Regions from separate parts of the Homo sapiens genome. Here regions 1 and 2 are each linked to region 3. A link is a loop called in an ENCODE intact Hi-C map of the cell type or tissue named here. Cell type or tissue: mammary epithelial cell. All regions are shown on one strand. Region 1 overlaps IQCJ-SCHIP1 (IQCJ-SCHIP1 readthrough). Region 2 overlaps IL12A-AS1 (IL12A antisense RNA 1). Region 3 holds the start of LOC101928351 (a long non-coding RNA gene).

Region 1 (2,500 bases), 210 kb after region 3:
AAGTAGACAGATCAATGGGAAGAAAATGCATAGAAAATTTATTGTTCATAAGCACGGGAGCTGTATAAAATATGAGACTCAAAGGCCTGGTGGTTGAAGCTTATATACCCTCTTCCTAGGGGGGGTAGTAAATGGTTTTCAGGAGAAATGAGTGAGCCTAAAGAATAATCATCTGGGACAAAGCTCTGAGCTCTGGGGAAGATGGTGGGAAGGTCAGGGCTGGAACTTGACTGTGAACAAAGATTGTTTTATTATGCAGATAAAATCTCCCAGGTAGTCTCTCAGAACTGCCCACAAAAGAAGAGATGAAAAGTCTATCTGAGTGTGATGAAGACTGTAAGTTTCTTCCTTTGTCTGGTGGTCAATCTTTCCTGGTTATTTAATGAGATTGTTAGGGAGGGAGTTTTAAGACAATTGCATTTCTCCTGGGAAAACTTTGCTTAATCAGATAAGGAAACTTCAGAAAAAGCTCCTTCTGGTTGCTTGCAGAAAGAAAGGGGATCGGAGAGACAGGGAGGCAGGGAAAGATCAGAAAGAGACCTTGGTTCTAAGGCTTATTTCTGAGGTCTTTAAATTCAAAACACTCAACATGCCAAAGCACCATACTCTGGGGTCTCTTTCTCTCTACCTCAACAGGTAGTTGTTAATGTTGCTTACCAGATATCTCTAGCTCTCTGTTTTCAGAGCACAGGAAAGAATTGTATTTTTTAGACCCTAGTGGTTGGATGGGACCACATGACATTTAATTGCTGGTACAAGAACCCAAAAGCATCAATGCTCTAACTCAGCATGTTGAGTAGAACTTTCTGTAATGGTGGAAATATTCCCCATCTATATTTTCCAGTAGAGTACCCATTGGCTACATGTGGCATTGAGCGCTTGCAATATGGCTAGGATAACTGAAAAATTAAATTTTTAATTTTATTGAATTTTAATTAAAATGTAAATGGCTACATGTGGCTAGGGACCACCATATTGGACAATGCAGATCTAGATGGCGGCTGTTCCAGATGGTGGCTGTTCCATTAGCCTGAATCCAGGAGTGAGGACAATGATGAGGTAAGGGAGAGCCTCAACCAACTTGCAAGGGACATGTTCCATGCATGAGAAACAAGCCTGTGTTGCTCTAATTTATTAAGGTTTTGGGGTTATTTGTGACCACAGCATGGCCTAGCCTAGGCTTTCTGATATACTATCTGAAGGAAGATATCACATTGACAGGAGTCTTCTATCAACCAATAATAAATGATTCCTCTTCTACGTGGCACTGTGTCTAGTCCTGGAGGTCCTGAAAGAAATCGTCCATGTCCCCAGCCCTCATATGGTTGATCATTTCCTTGGTAATTTCTGATATGGTTATGCTCTGTCAGAAGAGGAATAGGTCCTCTCCTCTTTCCCAGTTGGATGCAAGGGAAAGCCTCAGAATGCCATCTTGTGGCCAGGCGTGGTGGCTCATGCCAGTAATCCCAGCATTTTGGGAGGCCGAGGCAGGCGGATCACTTGAGGTCAGGAGTTCAAGACCAGCCTGGCCAACGTGGTGAAGCCCCGTCTCTACTAAAAATACAAAAAAAATTAGTTGGGCATGGTGGCACATGCCTGTAATCCCAACTACTCAGGAGGCTGAGGCAGGGGAACAAAAAACAAAACAAAACAAAAATGCTATCTTGCCCCAGAGCTTGTAAGCCCCAAACTCTACTCATAGTATTCCAGGTCAGCTCTCAGGAAAGCAGAATGTGCACTTGGCTCTCTGAGAGGACTTGTCCCCCACATTCCCATCACTGAGACTGGGAAAAGAGAAGCAACTCTAGGTTTGAAGGAGTAGGGGATGGGGTGCAGGCCTCAGATAGACTCTCTGGAGCCACAGGGCAACTGTACAGGGCACAGAGAAAGCTACATCCTAGTAAAATTAGGCACTGCTGATCATCAAGCGACCTCTCTGGATAGACAAATATGTTTTGATTTTTCCAGCACATGTACATTGAAAGCATTCATTTTGACATAGTTCTCTGTTCTTTCAAATCAATTTTTGTAATCAAATTTTCTTTCTTTGTAAATAGTACTGTCATTCACCCAAATTAGAAATCTGGGAGTCATTCTAGACTCATCGTTTCTGCATCTCCCACATTCTATTCAGTTCTGTCAGGTGAACCTTATTCCTCTTCACCCCCACACCATCTGCCAAGGTCATGACATGCTGCATGTGCTAAGCAGTTTGTACTCACACAAAGGAGCCTGGCTGAGGCAGGTAAGGGTCATCTTCAAGCCAATGGGACTTCTCAGTCCAAGGTGAGGAGGGAGGTGCCTTTTTCTAAATCCCATAAAGGTGCCAGGTAGGCCAACTGTAGCTCTCTCAATTGACTTAGTATACGCTCAACGTCTTTCACTCTAACGAAACAGTCTCCTAATCAGCCACCTGGCTGTCTTTTCCTCTACTGTTCAAGTTACAACCAGAGTGATAATTCATAAACACAAATCTGATATTAGCACTCTCCACTCTCTT
Region 2 (2,500 bases), 100 kb before region 3:
TCTCCAGATGAAAAAAGAATCCAATTACTGTAGCTTTCCTAGTTAATGGTCAATTTCTCAGCCCATTTATCATTTTCATTGATTACCAAAAGAGACTCTCGGTTTATGAACTCATTTTCAGGAGCCAGACTTAGTCAAGGCTGGTCCATGCTAGTGCATGCTAGTCTCATATGCATCAATCAATACTATTCTCCTGACTGGGCACAGTGGCTCACCCCTGTAATCCTAACACTTTGAGAAGCTGCAGCAGGAGGATCACTTGAGCCCGGGAGTTCAAGGGCAGCCTGGAAAACATAGCAAGACCCTGACTCTACAAAAAACTTTTAAAAATTAGCCAGGTGTGGTGGTGTGTGCCTCTAGTCCCAGCTACTCAGGAGGCTGAGGTAGGAGGATTGCTTGAGCCCAGGAATCTGATGCTGCATTGAACTATTATTGTGCCACTGCACTCCAGCCTGAGCAACAGTGAGACCCTGTCTTTAGAAAATAAACAAAAATAAAAATAAATGCTGTCTTCTCAAAGTCCAGTGCCTGAGTAAACCTCAAACCTAGACACTTGAGTTGTGGTATTCAGAGATGGGGAGACATGCTTCCATGGAAGGATTTTTATTGTGTACGTGGTTTGTAAAATAACTGCTTGTTTCTTGATGATGAGATGTGCTCATCATTCCTGTGTGTATAATTCAATACATGGTTAATATTTACACGTGTCAAGTTTTCATCAGTCTTTTCAAAATGGCCTTTCAAAGGTAAAGACTAATGGGAACTTTTGAACACTCGAGCCTCATTTCTTCCTGAAGACCCTCTGAGGATGAAGCCATGTGCAGGCAGAAACAGAGGGCTCTGTCTGGCCCAGAGACCTGCCTCATGAAACCCTTGTTCCTGAACAGCAAGAGGAAATCCCGCTCCCCTTGGCTCCACTCACAGAGCCATAGTTCACATTTGTGGTAGTTTTAGTTTCCCTCTTTGTGAGGTAAGCAGCTTTCTCCCAACCAACCCCATGTCAGCGCCCCTTCTTTATTTTGGCTTCCAGAATGAGTGTTGGAGTCCTGCTGTCACTGAGGGCAGGGCCTGGACTTCCTGCCGGCCCCTCCCCACACAGGATGAGCTCACAGGCCTTCCCCTATTGTGTTTCCCTCACTATTACTGCTGAACCTTGTGGAGTTCACACCATTCTTTTAAAACCATTCTTTTTGAGGAATGAGACTCTGTCAGGGTGAGTTGTTTGCGGAAGTAATGCTGTTTCAATGTTTTAGTGTTGCTGTTGATACCTCCCTGGAGTCCAAGAGAAAGTGAAAGTTCATGTTTACTCTTTTATGGGAAACATCCACCTCCCTCCTCACACTTCTTCCTCAAAGGTCTGGCTTTGGTTCCCTCTGGTGTTCACTATAGCAAGTGGGCCAGATGGAGCTTCTGTTGGTTGGCTATGAAATGGAAGGCTTGGTTTTTTGCAAGACATGTGATCGACGGAGCCATGTTGAAGTCTTTAAAACATAGCCCAGTTGGATCCCATAACTTACCAGTCACGCCTGGGACAATCACAATTTCCAGCTTCCATTCACATCAAAGCTCTGTCCCTCCTCCCCAGGCAAGCTAGAGTGCTCAGCGGAGGCCTATCTGAGGAGGTGACGGCAAGCCCAAGGGCCAGCTCATTTTTTTTTTTTTTTTTTTTTGAATCAGTCTCACCGTAGCCCAAGCTGGAGTGCAGTGGTGCAATCTTGGCTCACTACAACCTCCAGCCCCAGGGCTCAAGTGATTCTCGTGCTTCAGCATCCCTAGTAGCTGGGACTACAGGTACGTGCCACCACACCTGGCTAACTCTTTTGTGTTTTAGTGTTGCCCAGGGTGGTCTCAAACTCCTGAGCTCAGGTGATCTGCCTGCCTCGGTCTTCCAAAGCGCTGGGATTACAGGCGTGAGCCACTTCGCCTGGCTGGGCCAGTTCATTTTTATACTCGAATCATGACCATGGAATGCTGAGTCAGACACACTTTTGCTTACATAAAACCCAACACTGGCTTCTGCTGTCCTCATAAGTACAACTTCTAACTTGGTTTACAAGCCCTTGGTGACCTTGCCCATCCTTGTCCTGCCAGCCTCCTTTCTCCACATTCCATAGCCATCCTATCACTCACATTCTTCACAGCATTCCCTAATTAAAAGCTGAGGATTTCTTCACAAACCAAGACCTCTGCATGTGTTCCTCTCTCTGACTCAAATCCTCTTTCGCCCAGTTCTCCTTCCTCTTCTTCATTCTGCTTGTTTAAACTCCATTCATGTTTTAAATCTCAGATTTCCTCCAGAAAGTCTTTCCTGGCCCCCCAGACTAAGCTAGGTTTCCTAGCCCTATAATCATTAGTCTTTGTTGTGATTGCCTGTGTCCCCATTGGACCATCAATTCTGTAAAGCAGGGGACCATATTTGCCATATTTACCACTTGATCTCTGGCACTGAGCACAATGCCTGGCACATATTGTATGCTTAATAAATATGGGATGAGTGATG
Region 3 (2,500 bases):
TAGCAAGAAACTTATTCAAAATTGGTTTACTAACAATATATAGCAATTACTCATATTTCTGATTATAAACAAGATAAGACAGAGTACCCAAACTTACAATAGGTCATTAATCTATAACAGTACCTTCTCATTTGATATATTGGGTGTTTGCTTGTCATTGCACAACCGACTGTTAGGCTTGATGAGAGACTGTGCCAAACAGATGTGCCTGATCCTAACCTGGCACTGAACCAAGCTGGGCCTCTGGGCAACTTGCGTAATTTTATTGCTTGGGCATGCACAGGCATGAATTTTTTAGAAAGGCCAGTACAGAGCTACCACCTTCATGGTCAATGACACATATTTATAAGTTCGTTGATTTTGAGGACTGTGAAAGACTACTTCACCTGGCAGGATAAATTAAATATGCTGACGTCGAAAAATTGGGTTGAGAGAAATACTTTGCACAGATTATGAGGGAATTAAATCATTACAGTTTGGGCTGAAACGTTATATTCTTCTTACCACAGCTTTACAGGACTTTTCTCCAAAGTCCCATAGACTATCTCATTTGTAGTTGTATTCTGAATTATTTTCACATTTCACAACTCTTTAATTTCCAGTTTGATTTTTTTTGGGGGGCTTGGGGATGAGATGTTTAGCCGCTCATATAATAGGTACAAATTAATCTCTAAAAATATCTCCAGCAACCCTGGGTTTCTACAGACACAGTTTGAAATGTAATACATTAGGCAATGCTATAGCAGGCAGCCTCCCTTTGCCTCTAGAATAATGAGATGGTTTTATATTTCAATAGAATCTGCCAGAGTACTTGTTTATTGGACACAATCCTATTATTTTTCCCATAGTATTTTATGCCCAACAGTAACTGAAATTCACATGCTGTAGAAAAACAGCAACTGACGGATAGGTAAATCTGGGTGAAGTCTACATCGTTTCGTCCCCAATTTATGTCAACATTTAAAGACCATCTCTTTTACTCTCTGTTTTCCAGCATTTGGAGTCAGAGAACGCAGTGGCAGAAAAAGTGAAAAGTAGTATAAATTTGCCAGGGCTAAGGCAAGACTTTCCAAATAAAAATAAGTTGGGTTGTCATGTCAAGAAGGGCTAAGCTCAAACTAACACAAAGTTTGTGTGCATGCGTGTATGTGTGTAGGGGAATAAGGGTCATGCTTCCCCTTTATCATTCCAGGTATCTTAGCAGCACAGATAGCCTTGCCTACCAATACAAATGCATTTTGCTAAAGCAGTACATGGAATCTCTGACAATAAAAAAGCTTTTCAATGCTCCGAGGCGATAGTGGCTGATTAAAACCAGGTTAATAGAGTACTGGGGAAGAGAACAGACCGTGATGTTGAAGAAAGGTGCCCTCTAGTGGACTATTGTGTTTTTTAATCTGTTTGGGATAGTATTATGAAAAAAAAATGTCAAAAGTACGATACATTTTCTCATTAACATTTCAATAATACCTTTAATAACTGTAATATAAATACATAAATCTTCAGCTACATTGGTATGTATGTGTATGTGTGTGTATATATACATATATATACGTATATATATACGTATATATACGTATATATATACGTATATATACGTATATATATACGTATATATGTATATATATATGTATATATATATATAAAGGTTACACTAATGCTAATTCATCCAAAGTTGCAATCTAGGCCATCTTTGATGGTTCTAGAGTTGATAAAATTTTGGATCAAATCAAAGACCTGGTTCTGGACTTGACTGCACTTCTTATTAGGTGTGTTTCCTTGGGCTACTGCTTCATAGCTGTCAGCCTCTATTTCCTAATCTACAATATGAATTGAGTTATAAACTGCCCCTGCCGCCCACTTTCAGGCTGTCAGATGGCTGTCTTTTTATATCAATTTCATTTTATATCATGAGTTTTCCACATCAGCAATACAATATAACAATAATATATTATATATAGCATTGGGTGAGTCAACAAAAAAAAATTAGATTTCAATTGAAGGTCTTCCTTATAGAAATTTAATGAGAGTAAAGGTGATGAGTTTGTTTTTTCTTTTTACATTGATCATGGACATTTCAAAAACTAAACACACTAGATCATGAGTTCATTATGAAAATTGAATTTACTATGAAAATCAGAGTTACTATTTAAAAAAATATTTCCAGCGTTTCTATTTTCTTTTTTTTTTTTTTTGAGACGGAGTCTCGCTCTGTCGCCCAAGCCGGACTGCGGACTGCAGTGGCGCAATCTCGGCTCACTGCAAGCTCCGCTTCCCGGGTTCACGCCATTCTCCTGCCTCAGCCTCCCGAGTAGCTGGGACTACAGGCGCCCGCCACCGTGCCCGGCTAATTTTTTGTATTTTTAGTAGAGACGGGGTTTCACTTTGTTAGCCAGGATGGTCTCGATCTCCTGACCTCATGATCCACCCGCCTCGGCCTCCCAAAGTGCTGGGATTACAGGCTTCTATTTTCAAAAAAATTATTTTGTAGGATAACGTA

What was found. Hi-C counts contacts between places; a loop is a spot of excess contacts. Peaks named below come from ENCODE experiments on the same cell type or tissue, not always from the same donor. Only the 100,000 strongest peaks of a DNase experiment are listed, where the experiment ranks them.
Region 1: a loop joins it to region 3, with 5 times the contacts of the local background. A loop is called at or near these places in 4 of 110 quality-filtered maps.
Region 2: it touches region 3 in a loop (5-fold over the local background); 5 of 110 quality-filtered maps call a loop at or near these places.

What each region holds. Positions count from the first base shown.
Region 1 is chr3:159,615,338-159,617,837 of GRCh38, reverse strand. All of the region lies in intron 4 of IQCJ-SCHIP1 (IQCJ-SCHIP1 readthrough), which reads right to left. All of the region lies in intron 1 of SCHIP1 (schwannomin interacting protein 1), which reads right to left. Among named protein-coding and RNA genes, the nearest start is that of IQCJ-SCHIP1-AS1, 150 kb to the left of the region's middle. In mammary epithelial cell, a CTCF peak has its summit at 1,415 (motif pointing left); no DNase peak of the experiment used is centred here.
Region 2 is chr3:159,928,436-159,930,935 of GRCh38, reverse strand. All of the region lies in intron 9 of IL12A-AS1 (IL12A antisense RNA 1), which reads left to right. Among named protein-coding and RNA genes, the nearest start is that of IL12A, 59 kb to the left of the region's middle. RefSeq lists an enhancer at 1,102-1,251. In mammary epithelial cell, a CTCF peak has its summit at 1,397 (motif pointing left); a DNase peak (open chromatin) is centred at 2,015; H3K27ac peaks cover 1,745 bases.
Region 3 is chr3:159,827,507-159,830,006 of GRCh38, reverse strand. The region is part of intron 4 of IQCJ-SCHIP1 (IQCJ-SCHIP1 readthrough); the gene reads right to left. The region is part of intron 2 of SCHIP1 (schwannomin interacting protein 1); the gene reads right to left. It overlaps LOC101928351 (a long non-coding RNA gene), which reads left to right and starts at 2,182. Exons shown (of 4, transcript XR_007096144.1): 1 at 2,182-2,500. In mammary epithelial cell, a CTCF peak has its summit at 1,367 (motif pointing left); a DNase peak (open chromatin) is centred at 236; H3K27ac peaks cover 1,190 bases.